2 separate regions of the Mus musculus genome follow, and region 2 is linked to region 1. Evidence: chromatin loops called from intact Hi-C (ENCODE). Cell type or tissue: left cerebral cortex. All regions are shown on one strand.

Evidence for each region. Hi-C counts contacts between places; a loop is a spot of excess contacts. Peaks named below come from ENCODE experiments on the same cell type or tissue, not always from the same donor. Only the 100,000 strongest peaks of a DNase experiment are listed, where the experiment ranks them.
Region 2: it touches region 1 in a loop (13-fold over the local background); 5 of 42 quality-filtered maps call a loop at or near these places.

Annotation. Positions count from the first base shown.
Region 1 is chr6:68,330,270-68,338,269 of GRCm38, reverse strand. It overlaps Igk. Among named protein-coding and RNA genes, the nearest start is that of Gm25833, 200 kb to the left of the region's middle. In left cerebral cortex, no CTCF peak of the experiment used is centred here; a DNase peak (open chromatin) is centred at 3,018.
Region 2 is chr6:68,387,216-68,395,215 of GRCm38, reverse strand. It overlaps Igk and the pseudogene Gm5310. Among named protein-coding and RNA genes, the nearest start is that of Gm25833, 140 kb to the left of the region's middle. In left cerebral cortex, no CTCF peak of the experiment used is centred here; no DNase peak of the experiment used is centred here.

The sequences.
Region 1 (8,000 bases):
CTCTTCTCTTCTCTTCTCTTCTCTTCTCTTCTCTTCTCTTCTCTTCTCTTTTTCCCCCTACCTTTCTACAATAAAGCTCTAAAACCATAGAGAGTCTTTGCTCCATCAAGATCCACTGCACACTCACTCTGGTCAGTGTTGGGAACCTCTTCCCTCATCACTCTCTCCTATAACTCTGGTGGCTTTAGCAAAGTAGCTCTTGGGTTCCCAGGTAGGGCTGCCCCTCACCACCCATTGAAGAGTGGGTCAGGGGCTTGGATGTCTACCCAGGGATGAGTGGAAGTTAGTTAGCAGCCCTCCAATGCCTGATAGACCAGAGAATAGGTGGAACTCTGCTGGAGTGTGGGCCTTTCCTCCCCCGCCTTCCCCTGATACCCTATTTTATTTCCCACAGAGTCTGAAGCCTACAGTAGTGACTTCCCCACTTAATTTAATGTTCCTATTATTATTTCAACTAATGAATTGAAAAGTGATTCAGTTCATGACTTTCTTTGTTTTATTCTTAGAAAATGTTCATTAGACTGTTATTAGGTACGAACATAGGTTTAAAGCTAACATAAATATGTTTCCTAGGCTAAAATTATTCATACTTGGCTACAGAGAAAATTATCAGTTATACAATTTGATGTGTAAGTTTTTTTGTTTTTGTTTTTGTTTTTGTTTTTTGTTTTGTTTTGTTTTCTTTTCTTTTCTTTTCTTTTCTTTTCTGATCAAGGTTCAAATTTAATGTCGTCAAACACACTTTATAAAGAAGAGGGGAGGCCCATTCCCAGTCACGCTAAATTCTTTTGAAGTAGATCAGCCTTTTCGTAGGAACTCGTGAAGATCACTGTTTGGTGTAAATTCCAGAAAACCTTTTTTTTTAAAATTGGGTATTTATTTCATTTACATTTCCAATGTTATCCCAAAATTCCCCCACATGCTCCCCCCCCCACTCCCCCACCTACCCACTCCCACTTTTTTTTAATTGGATATTTTATGTGTTTACATTTCAAATCTTATCCCATTTCACAGTTTCCCCTCTGGAAACCATCTCTCCCATCTCCCCTCCCTCTGCTTCTATGAAGATGCCCGCACCCACCCACTCTCACCTCACTGTCCTGGCCTACACTGGGGCAACAAGCCTTCACTGGACCAAGGGCCTCTACTCCCACTGATGCCAGAAAAGTCCATCCTCAGCTTTATATTCGGTTGGAGCCATGAATCCCTCCATGTCTACTCTTAGGCTCACAATCATCTCTAATGGTATCTGATGCCTTTCTCTGGTGTGTCTGAACATAGTGAAAGTGTACTCACATACATTAAAAAAAAGTTTTCTTTTTATACTGACAAGTGAGATTCTCCATAGTGGTAAAGTATGACCTCATGTAGTCCTTGAATTTTGAGGGTTATTTTTGCCTTGTTGTTTCGTTTTGTTTCATTTTATGTGTTCGACAATTGTGACATTAACATAGTAGTGAAGCTCATATACTAACAGAAGTGAAAGTAAAACAGTGAAGAAGGATACATAACGATGTCTTAATAAAAAATTATTTTCTACTCAATGTATGCTAGCAATTAATTGATCATGATTCTGGTCTTAAAGTAAATAATTTAAAATTTTTATTTGTAAAAGGTCTCTAGGGCTAGGATCTATATCAACTCTTTCTCTTTTCATGGTTTATTGTTCTGACAATACTTGCAACCTATTTTTCGGATATTTATGCCCTACCACACAAGTACATAATAACTGGTAGTCCCTGAGGTTAGGCTACAATATCTAACAATGGCTAATGGTCTTGAATCTTTCCTTAGAACAATTCGTATGAGTCTTTAAGTTCAAAATACTTAAATATTCTTTTCATGACAAGAGACACATACATCTACAATTCTGGTAAGATTGTGATCCCTTTTTATCATTATATGAATTTTCGTTCTGCAACATGGTTCCTGTTGTTTGAAGGTATAAAGTAACATTGACATGTGATTGTGCATAATGGATACAGGTTTTTCCTATTTAAATTTCACTTCCTTTATACATAAATAATTTACATCAGTATCTTTAAATGAAATTATTTTGTATTGAATATATAAATAAATACAAATATTTTAATAATTTTAAGGATTTTTATCACTATAGCCTCTTAAAAAAACATACAAAGTTTAGCCAGGTATATATATATTGTGTGTATGAATATACATATACACATACAAATACACACACACACATATATATATATATACATATATATATATATATATATATATATATATATATGAATTGCTTTTGTCCTATCTTCTAAATTATAAAACAACATACTTTTGACTATTCTGCCATAAAATGTTTTGTACAGAACATCTTAAATGTCAGTATCCCTTCATAAACAGCACAATCTTTTAGGTGTGACTGCTTCTGGGTCACCTACAATCTCATCAGCAACTCCATACCAATTATCTGCAAGTAAGCCCAATAAGCTCATTGATAGCACAGGGAGAACTTTAATAAATTTGAACTTTGGTTTTTCATGGAGATAAAACAAACCATGTAAAAAGTGGATATATATTATTTAGTCTCCAAATAAAGGGAGAACATTCTCATAGTAAGTAGTAAATTCAGTTCTTAATGTTTGCATATTCCATAGTACTATGAAAGATTTTACTATGAAAAATTTTAGAAGGATGTTAATATCACAGTTGTTTTAGTAATAACCAAATTTTTATGCATGAATATTCAGATGGGTAGACATTTCTAGAAAAAAATTTACAAATTAGAAAGTTTTGCAAGTTATGAACATTTGAATAAGTTATTTAAGACATATAAAGGCTAAGACTTAAAGACAATGTGTAAGATATTAAAGTTTATAATGTCTAAATTTAATAATTACAGACAATAACAAAAATGTATGTCCAGCCAATGGTTGTTTAGAAGTATCTGATTATTAAAATTGAATAGTATTTTCAGACAGCATCTTCCAACTGCATGCCATAAGCTGTCATGGTAAAATATGCTCCATAGCTACAGCTGATGAACTGGGGCAGGAATCCAGAAAGAAGAGTATTGCATTCTAAAATAATGAGCTATGGAGCATCCCCTGGCTTCTTCTGCTAAGAGTTCATATCTGTGTTTGTTCGGCAAGTGACAGGGACATTTTCCCTCAGCCATGGGTAAAAATTATTGAGGCTGTGTGGCACTATGTTCTGCTGTAGAATCTGTTCATAGAAGAAAAGTATGAAAGACACATAAAATATACCATATTTAGATAGAATGTACAATATTAATGCTATGGAAGAAAGAAACCATACTAGAGATCTGGAGGAGGAGAATTCTGAGTAGTTGAGCTTGGAAAGACATCACCATGGCCTTAAGTACTATCCAGCTTCATACTCAGTTTGATGACATACATTATATATCATCAGAGAGGCTGAGGTGATAATGGGATCCATACAAATTATATTGAATATGGTAGTAGGTGGGGAAGTAGATTGAATAGACAGTGTGAAACTTCATACACAGCTGAGCAGATATTCACAGGACTAGGTTAAAACTGTTGCTTCCATGGTTGTTATCTTTGCTCTCCTCCATTATTCTGAGTGAGGTTTTTCTGTTTCTGATTCAGTATTACTTTGACCCAATAGGGAGGAGTCCACAATGACATTCTTGATGTTTCTCTTTTTCCATGTAGCACCCTATAATTTATGATAGGGTCTAAGGGAGTAGCCCATTAACATGTTTTAGGTCTACACCTTAAGTATCCTGATTATCATTTCTGCATTCAGCTAGTGTTTTCAAATTTGCTTACTTTTTTGGAAATTTGTCATTTTAACCAGAACAAAAATGGCTGGTAAAACTGTGAAAGTTTTACACTATATTTTCTGTGAAATTAGTCAACAAATGTGATGGTTGTCAGTAGGTCTGGTGAGACTTACATCTTGCATACAGGAGTTACTGTAATTACTGTATCTACTGTAGTTACTTTAGATCTGTATTTTCATGTTACCTTTAGGATTTTCAAATGGAAGATTGAGGATTTGTCTGCTATGTAATGGGGCAAATTATGGATAAACAATTCAAATAATATGGATTTCTTTAAACAAAATATTGTCAACCTCCATATTTAGTACATCAATTTTCTTAACACATTCTACATGAAAAAAAGTGAGCAAAGAAATATGAAGAAACCAAAATGTACTGATAAGTACAGTCACTGATAAGTGAATATTAGCCCAGAGACTTAGAATACTCAAGATACAAGATACAATTTGCAAAACACATGAAATTCTCAGGCATTTTGTCATACCACTGCAAAGCTGGGCAAAACAAAGAGCCAGAAGAAATTTACTCTCAGACTTAGGAAGAGTCATGTCTTCAACTAATGACATCAATGCTAGTAAGAAGGGATTGCTACTTTGCTATTATATATCTTTTTCCAGGTATCTGAATGCCATTCCATAGCCAATTCGACTCAAAAGGATAACCAACATGTAGATATGTTGGGATCATTCTTGAATCAGATGTTTGCACTTTTGTTTTTCTGGGTTTGTTCTCCTGACACTTTTTATGTGGTCTTCTCAGGCACTGATTAACCCTGTGTGAGCTACACTGCCAGCCAATATTAGACCCTGCATCATTCAGCTCTCCTTCATTCTCCTTGTGGCTCACTGGAAGAACTGGAAAAAACATAAGTTGATCATCTAAGTTGTAGACAATAATTTATCAGGAGAAGTAAGACTCTTCCTCTAAAGTGTCAGTCAGTCCATGCTTTCATCCAGATGCCAACTCCCACTTCCATGGAATTTATTTATTCTTTCATTGAGGAAACGTGTATCTTTCTATCTGTAAGAAGATCCACTTTGTTGTGTCCCTTATCATGCCCCTAGCTAAGCCCTTCTCAAACGATGGGACCTGGCACATACCACACTTCAGAGTTACTCCTCAATACCTGCTCCCCATTTGGAGAGCAAGTTGAAGGTTAGAAAGTAGAGTTTTCCAAAGCAGAACAGAGAATAGCATGTCTCTTCCACCTTGCTCATGAGTAGAAGGAGCTCAGTCATGAGGGAAACAAGGAATTACAGCAGCAGTTACAGTGAAAGGCAGACACCAGCAAGAACCAAGGGCATGTTTGTAATAAGCAGTGCTTTGCACTGGCCCTTGTTACAACTGTGCAGATATCCTCTTTGTGAGAAGGTCTTTCCTTTCCCATGGATCCTTTCTTAGTATATCCTCACAGATTCACTGAGATGCATGCCTATAATTTATTCCACAGTGAACCAAGTAAATAATAAAATGAACTGTCACAGCCAGTACCTGAATTAGTCTGTGTGGTTAGTACAACATGGTTGACCACAGTGAATGCATTTACTGTGAACTAAGTTCCATGGTCTTTCACCCTATGCATCTGAGAAGACTGGACCAATTACTGTCTTCATGGTGAAAGAAGTTCCATTCTTCAATACTCTGTGCTCCAGCAGGCATATCCATCCCACACCTGAGTTAAGCCAACATTTCAGGATGATGGACAGAAAATGATGCACCCAGTGTGAGGGTAAGATGCAGGAGGATAGAAGAGAACAGTTTCCCCCACATAGACTCACAGCCATGACTGTAGCTTGAGAACAATTAAGGGTCAGAGGACAGATTGGAATCTTGCCAATTAGATCATTTGAGTCAAGCTTGCAGATGCAAACTACAACTTGGATTTCCCAAGGAATGCTGCTAGACGGTAGTGCTTCTGAAGGCAGAAGTCCAGATCTGACACTAAGAGACCATTACTATTTATCTCTAAGTTGCTGGAAATATTTAGATATACGATGTCTGAAAGAGGTCACCTGACATTCTCAAAGGGAAATGCAGCCATCCTTACTTTCTGTGGTCTACACCAAGTATAAGTGTGTGTGTCCTATAGTTCTCTCCACATCCTACTCAACTTTGGTGGTATATCCCTCCACAGAAGGATGTCTCAGTCTATAAGCTCTGCCATATTCCCCTGAGACAGGTTCTCTCACTGTATATAGAGCTGAGCTGGCACTCTTGAATTCCCACCAATCTTTTCCCTCTCTAATAGCACCAGAGTTATAAGGTTTCACAGATAGTTTGGTTTTTGTTTATTATTATTACTTTTATTTTTACAGTCTAATTGTTGCCCCCTTCCAATTTGACCTCCCAGAGTTCCTCATCCTATTCCTCTTCCCCCACCCCCTCGTTTCCAAGAGGATGTCCCCACCCCCTGAGACACCTCTCCTCCCTACTTTCTGAGGTCTCAAGTCTCTAAAGGGTTAGACTCTTCTCCCACTGATGACATACCACGCAGTCCTCTGCTGCATATGAAGGCCTCAGAGCAGCTCATGTATGCTGCCTGCTTGGTTCCTCAGTGTCTCAGAGATTTCAGGGATCCAGGTAAGTTGAGACTGCTGGTTGTCCTATGGGGTCTCCCTCGTCTTCAGCTTCTTCTAGTATTTCTCCATTCAAACACAGGGTTATCAATCTTCAGTCCAATGGTTGATTCAATCAAGCTGCATCTGTCTCAGTCATGAGCTTATTTTGCTTCTAGAGGACAGCCTTGCTAGGTTCATGTCTGTATGCACACCATAGAATCAGGAATAGTGTCAGGCCTTGGAGGCTCCCCTTTGGGATCCCAAGTTGAACCAGGCACTGGACCTCCTTAACCTCAATCTTTTGTCCATTGTGGTCCCTGGAGTTCTTTCAGACAGAAACAATTTTCTTTCAGAATATTTGACTGTGGGATGGTACTCCATCCCTCCACTTGATGTCCTGTCTTTCTACTGGAAGTGGACACTATTAGTTCCCTCTCACCATTATTGGTCATTTCATGTAAGATCCCTCCCTTTGAGTCTTGAGAGTCTCTCATCTCCCAGGTGTCTGATACTTCCTGGAGGGCCTTCCCATCCCCTATGCTATGAAGTTGCAGTATTTTTCATTGATTCTGCTGGCCATCAGGGCTTTTCTCTGCCACCCCCTCTCAACCTGATCATGTTCCCCTTTTCCACTCTCCTCTCCCCTCCCACCAAGATCCCTTCCTCCATTTGCATGCTGTGATTGATTTCTTCTTTTGTTAATTTGTATACTCTGTCTGTGCCCATTATTTCATTTGGCTAGGCTAAGTGTTTATCTATTTTGTTGATTTTCACAAAGAATCAGTTTTTGGTCTTGGTGATTCTTTATTTTGTTCTTTTTGTTTCTATTTGTTTGATTTCAGTCCTGAGTTTGACTATTTCTTGTAGTCTTCTCCTCTTGGTTGTGTTTGTCTATTTTTCTTCTAGGGCTTTTAGATGTGGTGTCGTTATGGTAGGATCTTTCCAATGTATTATGGGGGCACTTAATTCTATGAATTTTCCTCTTAGCACTGCTTTTATTATGTTCCATAAATATGGATATGCTGAGTCATTATTTTCATTGAATTTCAGGAAGTCTTTAATTTATTTCCTTATTGTTTTCCTGAACATGTTATCATTGAGAAGAAAGTTGTATGGTTTCCATGGGTATGTAGATTTTCCCTTTTTTTTTCTTGTTATTGAAGTCTAGAGATTGTCTGTGGTGATCTGATAGGAAGCTTGGAATTATTTCAATCTTATTAAATCTATTGCAGCTTATTCTGTGACTGATTATATGGTCAGTTTCAGAGAAGGTACCATAAGGCTATGAGAAGAATATATATTCTTTTGTTTTAGGGTGAAGTATTTTATAGATATGTTAAGTCCATCTTATTCATAACCTCTATTAGCTTCATTGTGTCTCCATTTAGATTCTGTTTCAATGAACTGTTGCTTGTCGAGACTAGGGTGTTGAATCTCCCACTATTATTGTGTGGGGTTCAATGTGTGTTTTGACCTTTCATAAATTTTCTTTTATACATGTGGGTGCCCTTTCATTTGGGTCATAGATATTTAGAATTGAGACTTTCTCTTGGTGGTGACTTATCACTTACTATTGTTTTTGGCATTATATCAGGTTAAGCTAGCATGAGCAGAAAAGAATTTGGCTCAGTACTCTGGAACTGGAAAGG
Region 2 (8,000 bases), 57 kb before region 1:
AGGACTCCCTGCTTCTACTCTCGAGTACAAGGCTTTCTAACCCAAATGTTTAGGCTTCAAGGTCATATAGAGAGAAAGTCAGGCCAGGAACTATTACACAGCAAAAAAAGCTCAAAGGAAATGAAGATGAATGATAATTGCTAGCTTGCTCACAGGTTCACTTTCAGCTAATTATCTTATATAGTATAGGACAACCCACCCCAGGATGACACTGCCCACAGGCATCATCTTACATCAATCACTACTCAAGAAAACTCCTCACTCACATTCCTATGGCTAATCTCATTTAAGCCATCCCGGAACTCTTATTTTTATAGATGAGATGAGTGTGGGATGTGTCAATATATATTTTCATGAAAATAACTTTACATAATGCCTACTATAAATTTTAAACATTAAAAATAAAAAAATAAGATTCTGAGTAAGAAGCATCATTGAATGTTCATGCAAGCACAAAAAAGCATTCATCTATGGACAAGGTCAGAGGCCACACAGAACACCACTAATAATAATTCCATCAAGTTTACAGATAGTCACAATAGATAGAAAACTCACCTGATGTTGAGTTTTCTTGCTCTGTGTTGCTTTGTAGTCTTTCTTGGCTATTTTGCCTGTGCAAATGCACATATCTACCTGTTATTAGTAAATAGCATTAATAACTCAAGTAAAGGTTTTCATCCAAATTTAGGTTTGTGCACCCCTTAGTGTATTAATTTGTTGCACCATGGATTACCCAAAGGAAACTACATCAATGAAATGTCTCCACTCAACTTAGATGATGTGTTCCATCAACTTATATATATTCTAGTAATCATGTAATTTGGGGCAGGATTATGCATATAATGGGATCATGACTGAGGGATTGGCTAGAATCTCTGGTGGAAATAGATGTCCACTACTTTTCCATGTCTATCTCTCTCACACACACCTATAAATTTAATTACAAGTTTTTTAAATCATGGATAGTATTATTTGAAACATTCTGTAGCATTATTTTTCACTTACAGATCACTGCCAAGAAGATATAGACCATCTATCCCTGTTGTTCAAATGTCCTTGGGAAATCCAAATTATTTCCTGAGTATTGGCAATAAAAAGTCAACTGTCACCACCATTAAGAATTTTTATGAATGTTGATTCTTGGGGGAATATGTAATATTTATAGTCTGTATATGCAAATTCTGAAATAACCCCACCAAACTTCTGAACAATAAAAGAGAAACTTTGTAAAGACATAGAGCAAATCAGAAATGAGCAACTTCATTAACTACCCACACATCTTTTGAGAAGTTAATAAGTAGACTGATTGTGGATAAAATGAGAATATAACTGCTTTCACGGAAAAACTCTTACTGTGATATATTGTAATATGATAGCAAATATTTCTCACCAGATTAAATACTTCTGTTGAAAAGATAATTCTCATTAGCTACAGTTATCATAATTGTTATGATTTGGAAATTTATATCTTTCTTTACCTACAATTTCCCCATAAAAAGTAATTTTCAGATAAATATTTTAGCTAACTTTATTATAAAAGTTGCACAAAAATTAGTCAAACAGAAAGTTTATTGATCTCAATAAACTTTTAAAATTAGACTAGATATTTGGAAAAGAAACAGTGAGGCTCCACGTTGGGTTTTATCTATTTATTTAATTCATATTAATTTATTTATTCACTTTACATCCTAGTGTCAGCACATTCTTCTAGATCCCCCTCACAAGGCCCTTTGCCCAATACCCTCTCCCTTTCACTTCTGAAAAGGAGGTGCCCATCTCCCCAATTCACAAACTGTCCCAGACACCTCAAGTCACTTCAGGTCTAGGTACGTCCTCTCCCTCTGATGCCAGACAAGACAACCCAGTTAAGGGAGCAAGAACCATAGGCAGGCAAAAGAGTCAGGGTAAACCCCCAATCTAGTTTTTGGGGGATCCACATAAAGGCAAAGCTATATATCTGCTACATATATTCATAGAGCCTAGTTCCAGCCCTTGTATGCTCTTTGTTTAGTGGTTTAGTCTCTGGGAGTCTCCAAGTGTCCAGGTTATTTGATTCTGTTGGTCTTCTTGTGGAGTCCTTATCCCTTCAAGGTTTCTCAGTCTTTCCCCCAAGTCTCCCACACAACTTCTTGAGTTCAATCTAATGTTTGCCTGTGTGTTGCTGCATCTGTTTTATTTAGCTGCTGTGTAGATCCTCTAAGGACAGTTATACTAGGTGCCTGTATGCCTGCCTAACAGCATATCCTTAATAGTGTCAGAGATTGGTTCTTGATCATAGGAATCTCTGTGTTCCATGCTCGCCTCTGCACTTCCAAAAAGTTTGGAATTTTTTCTTTTTTCCATTCCAATTATTGTTAGGTTCTCTCTTTTCATGGTGTCCTAAATTTCCTGGGTATTTTGTGTTATGAACCTTTTAGATACTGCATTTTCTTTGACCAGTGTATCAGTTTCTTCTATCTGATCTTTTACACCTGAGATTCTGTCTTCCAGTTCTAATATTCTGTTAATAATGTTTGTGTCTGTAGTTTCTGCTCTCTTTCCCAGCTTTTACATCTCTAGGATTGCCTCAGATTATGTTTTCTTTATTGCTTTTATTTCTGTTTTCAGATCCTAAAAGGTTTTATTCATTTCTTTCACATGTTAAATTGCAAATTCCTGTGTTTCTTTGAAGAATTTATTCATTTCATTTTTAATGGCCTCAATCATTGTTAGAAGATTAGATTTAAAGTCATCCTTTTGTGCTTTAGTTGTTTTAGGATATCGAGGGCTTGCTATAGCAAAAAAGTTGAAATCTGGTGGTACCATATTTCCCTATTTCTTGTTGACTGTGATCTGCTGTCTTCTAGCCTTCTCATTGTCATTGGTTTTGATTGGATGAATGATGCTGGAGTGAGTAGGACTCCCCAGGAAGGCAGGAAGATTTGTGTGTGAGACAGTGGAGATCAGGGTGCAGCAAACTACACTTCTCTGATGGTTTTGTCCTAGGTAAACCCAATTGGCAAGATATTTGGGGGAGAAGTTCTGAGCTGGTTGTTCTTTGGGCCCCTGAATGCCTCCAAGGGGAAGCAGGATCCTGTTGGGCTCCCAGAAGGCTCCTCGGGAAGGCAGGGCAAGCACAAAGCCAGACAATTGTCAGCTTTATACTTTTAGTATTGAGTTTATTTGTGCAGACTATTCTACCACAAAAAATATAAAATATTAAAAAAAATTAGAAATAGAAAAAATTCATATTTTTTCATAACTCATTCCCATTACCTGTATTTAGTTCTTTCATATCCCCTAATATTTAGCCTTTTTTATTCTTTTGTTCAACACGTGACAATAAACTCACATTTTCTCTTTAAAATATATTATTGGCTAGATATTTTATAAAGGAGAAAGATGGGGTTTTCCTTAGAAGTTCCTTATATACTCATTCAAATACAGCTTAAACCCTCATTCTCTAACCTGTTTTAACTGTTATTTTTCTTTGCCTAAACAAACCTTCACAATGAAAACACCAGTTGACAGGACAGTGTAGATGATCTAAATCTCACAGGTCCATTCTCCTATTTGAAGAGCTATAGGCAATTAATGCTGGCAAAGGAGAAAATAAATCTTTTTCAAGAAGGAAGCCCTTACTATAGTATGAATATATATTGTTCATATTTAACTGACTAACCAGATGCTATATAAAATGCATGTGCCTGTGTGTAACATTAATAATAAAAGAATGATTATTAATTTGATAGGAATTAGTGGAAAAATATAGGAGTTGTTGGATTGGGAAGAAGAAGAGCTAGAAATGATGTAGATGCAGAGCTCTATCTATATAGTCATTCTTTTCCAAAAGAAAGGCCCAAAGCTCATAAGCTGGAAGGAGAGATACATTTAGATTGAAGAGCTACACTATATAGGACCATGCCCTCTCTTCTCTGTACCTCACTTGCTCAATCTAATGGTATAATTTTAATGGTAACAAATTACTCCTGTGCATCCTCCCCAAACTCAAACTGGGTATTTGTTTTATATTTTTATCATATTTCAAGCATCAGAAAATATTGTTCTGTCCTGTTTCTTGTTTACTTCTAAGCAATGCCCTCACTCATTTTGCCTGTGGTGTGTTTGTAAATGTGGCTCTCAGGTTCTTGATGTCTTGCTTAAAGAATTGAAAATTCTCTCTCTCTCTCTCTCTCTCTCTCTCTCTCTCTCTCTCTCTCTCTCTCTCTCTCTCTCTCTCTCTGCCATTTCTCCAGTCTGGTTTCTCAGGATTTTAATGCTATAGTTACAAAATTACTTTATTCAAAGATGAGTCCAGGCTGGTATGTGTGTGTGTGTGTGTGTGTGTGTGTGTGTGTGTGTGTGTGTGTGTGTGCATGCACGTGTGCCTGCACTCACACGTGTGCATGCTGAGATCCCTTTTGTATGAATCCTAGCTATGGCTAAAACTCTGCTACACAATTTTTTTTTAGATGACTCAACAGAAACCTTACAATATTTTAAATCCAAGGTCTAGAGAAAAATGACAGATTTTGAGGACATAAAATTTTATCTGATCCCTATGCAAATTGGCACCTTGACCTGGTTTAGCAATTAAGAGTGCTGCCTTCTTTTGCAGAGAAACAGAGTTTGCTTTCCAAGCACATGCCAGACTGCTAGGAACTGTCTGTAACACTAATCCCAGAGTATCTGAGCCTCTCTTCTGCCCTGTGAAAGCATTTCTCTTAATTAAATATAAATTACATAGAAATTGATATGATGTACAGATTTTTTTTAAAAAAATTAAGAATCTGGAGTCCATTTTACTGAAAGGCCAATTTACATCCTGCAAAGAGAAACATTCTTATCAGCTGAATACCCTGGAAGGAGCAATTGGGGCAGCCTGGTCTCTCACTTCTGTTTCCCTGGGTGGTTTATGTCATGGTTTGAATCTCTGTGGGAATAACCAGTAACCCTGACAACAGTAATAGGTTGCAGTATCTTCAGGCTTCAGGCTGCTGAACTTGAGAAAAAACTGTGTACCTGATCCACTGCCACTGACCCTTGATGAAATCCCATCTGCCAAGTTGGATGTAGTATAGATCAGAATCTTAGGGGGATTTCCAGTCTTCTGCTGATACCATAATAAACTTTTGCCAATGTCCTGGCTTGCCTGGCATGTGATGGTAACACTTTCTCCCAGAGATCCAGAAAGGGAGGCTGGTGTCTGGATCATCCTAATGTCACATCTGGTACCTAAGATTTTAAAATTAAAAATATATCCCATTACAATTAATCCTGCTAGAAGAGAACTGTTGTGGAGACCAGGCTGCACTGACCACATTCTTATGAAAAATGTTTCAGTAATGTCTTCATTACCTATAATCCAGAGCAGCAGTAGCCCCAGAAGCTGAGTGGGAGCTGTCATGTCTGTGTGTGACCTGTGTGAGCCTGATTCTAGCACAGGGTGTCACCTGAATATGAAGAAGTCCCTCCAGGAATTGGGCTGTGCTCTGGGTACAGGCAAATCACCAAAGACTGGGCACAGCCTCAGGACCAGTCAAGTTAATGACTCGTTACAGACCAGTGGTTCTCTCTGTATCAGACCAGAGAGAAAGTACATGATGTGCTTCTCTTTAAACAACAAATAATGGCACCAGTATATGAGTTGTAGCTTATTTAGATTTCTGCCATGTTCAATGTAGAATTACATTTACATTTTAGTGGAGAGGGGCACAAATTGTGTGTGAAAGAAACATGTGAACATGAATGTAGAAACAACACATGGGCAGTTATAGCCATAGTGGTTTGCAGAGTATATCCCCACTTGGAGTAAAGATATGATGAACTTAGTGTGAGTTTACATGAAGAGTTGAATGGGAAGAGTTTTACAGTTACAGGCAACCATTGTGAAGGAGATAGAGATTAGTCAGGGTAAGAATGAAATGACAACTAGGCTTAAAATTGATGATGAACATGGGAGAGATATCAGAAAATCTTGGTAGTTAGATCTGTAAAGAAATTGATTGACATGAAAGTCAATCAAAAGAGTGACTTGGGGTGATGGAAGCCTGGTGGACTCTGTTGATGCAGTAATCATTGATCATTGCAGATGCTCTCACATTCCACTTTGGATTTCTTGCATATGGACAGACTCTGAGCTGCTTTTCCCAGCAATAGAGAAAGATGTGGAAAGCCTCTGCAGGCCATGCTGTGTCCATCACACAGGATGAAGGGAGAGCAGATGACTGAGAGACTGACTCTGATTTTGTAAATGATGCAAGTGAGAAAGAACAGAGATGGTGTGCCAAAACAGTGCAGGTATTAGTCACCAGGAACACAACAACATTCACAAGCTTTGAGAGAATGTCTTCCAAGATCACCAGAAGCTGTAGGAGAAGGAACTGGAAATGGGACCTAAGCCTTTTCACGGATATGGTGGGAAGTTCAGTATGGAGCAGGATAGGATAGACAGATCACCTGTAGGCCTTGAGTACCAGTGAAACCTTTTCCAAGCATTGCCCACAAGTGGACTCAGTCTGGGGCTTCAGAGGCAAGTCTGGTGTCCAGATGGACAGGGTGGATCGGTCTACTGTAGGCTTTGAATACCAGGGGAAGACAGAGAAGAATGCCTACCAGAAAGACTACTCTAGTGGCTTTAAGGTGTGCAAGCTGACCGTGTAGACAAGAGTGCTATGGTCTTTGACTCCCAGAACAAGATGGAGAAGCATGAGTCACATAAAGATTACTCCAAAGTTTTTGGTGGCAAATATTGGATTGAGAAGGACAATGTGGATAAAAGCACTGTGGGCTTTGATTATCAAGGCAAAACAGATCAGCACGAATATCAAAAAGATATGTAAAATTTTTGGAAGAAAGTGTGGTGTCCAGACAGACAGACAGACAGGACAAGTGTGCCCTTGGCTGGGATAATCAGGAGAAGCGGCAGCTGCATGAATCTCAAAACAACTATGCCAAAGGATTTGGAGGGAAGTACGGGGTACAGAAGGATCGATGGACAAGAACTCACCCACCTTTGAAGAAGTGGTCCAGGTGCCATCTGCCTATCAGACTGTCCCAATTGAGGCTGTAACCTGCAAAACCACTGATATTCGTGCTTTGAAAACCTGGCAAAGGGAAGAGAACAGGAGGGCAGGGAGAAGGCAGAAACTGAGAGAGTTCAGCATATTACCAAAGAAAATCAGGAGCAGGAAGAAGTGTGAAGGAAGCTGGAAGAACAAGCCAGAGACAAGAAACAGACTCCCCCTGCATCCTCTAATCCTCAGACAGCTGAAGACAGACCACCCTCCAGTCCCATCTATGAGGATGCAACTCCATTCAAGAAAGATCCAAGCTACTAGGGTAGTGAGCCTGAACCTAAGTACAGCATGGCGGCAGATGTTCCTGGGGCTGAGGAGACAGCAAGGCATAGTCTACACATTAGAGCTGTGAACAAGACCACGGAGGCTCCTGTGTACTACCAAGGAAACAATGACACCAACAATGGGTATGAGAGGGACCTGGGCATCACAGCCGTCGCCCTATATGACTACCAGGCTGAGGGTAGTGGTGTGATCTCTTTTGACCCTGATGACATCATCACCAACGTAGAAATGATTGGAGATATCTGGTGATTTGAGGTGTGCAAGCACAGAAATGGGCTTTTCCAGGCCAACTATGTGGAACTGCAGCAATAGGGAGGCCACCCAGCACAGGTTTCACAGTACAGAACATATGGGTGTGTTTGAGTTGGTTTTTGCTTCCGTTTCTGTTTTTGTTCTTTTTCCAAAGTTGGGGAGGGAAATATTCATATTGACTTCATATGTAATATGTCTGCTGATGCTTCGGGGCATGTCCTGAAACAGAATTTGTTAATGGCTGATGATCACGTTCATATTGAACATGGGTGATTGCTTTCAGCCATCTCAGGTGTTTTAGTTTTGCCAAGCTGACTGGTATGTAGGCACTTCAGGGTTTGCACTTCTCCTGAGGTTTTTGGTACATGTGGCCTTGTGCCTACCCCTAACCCTATGGCAGCCGGG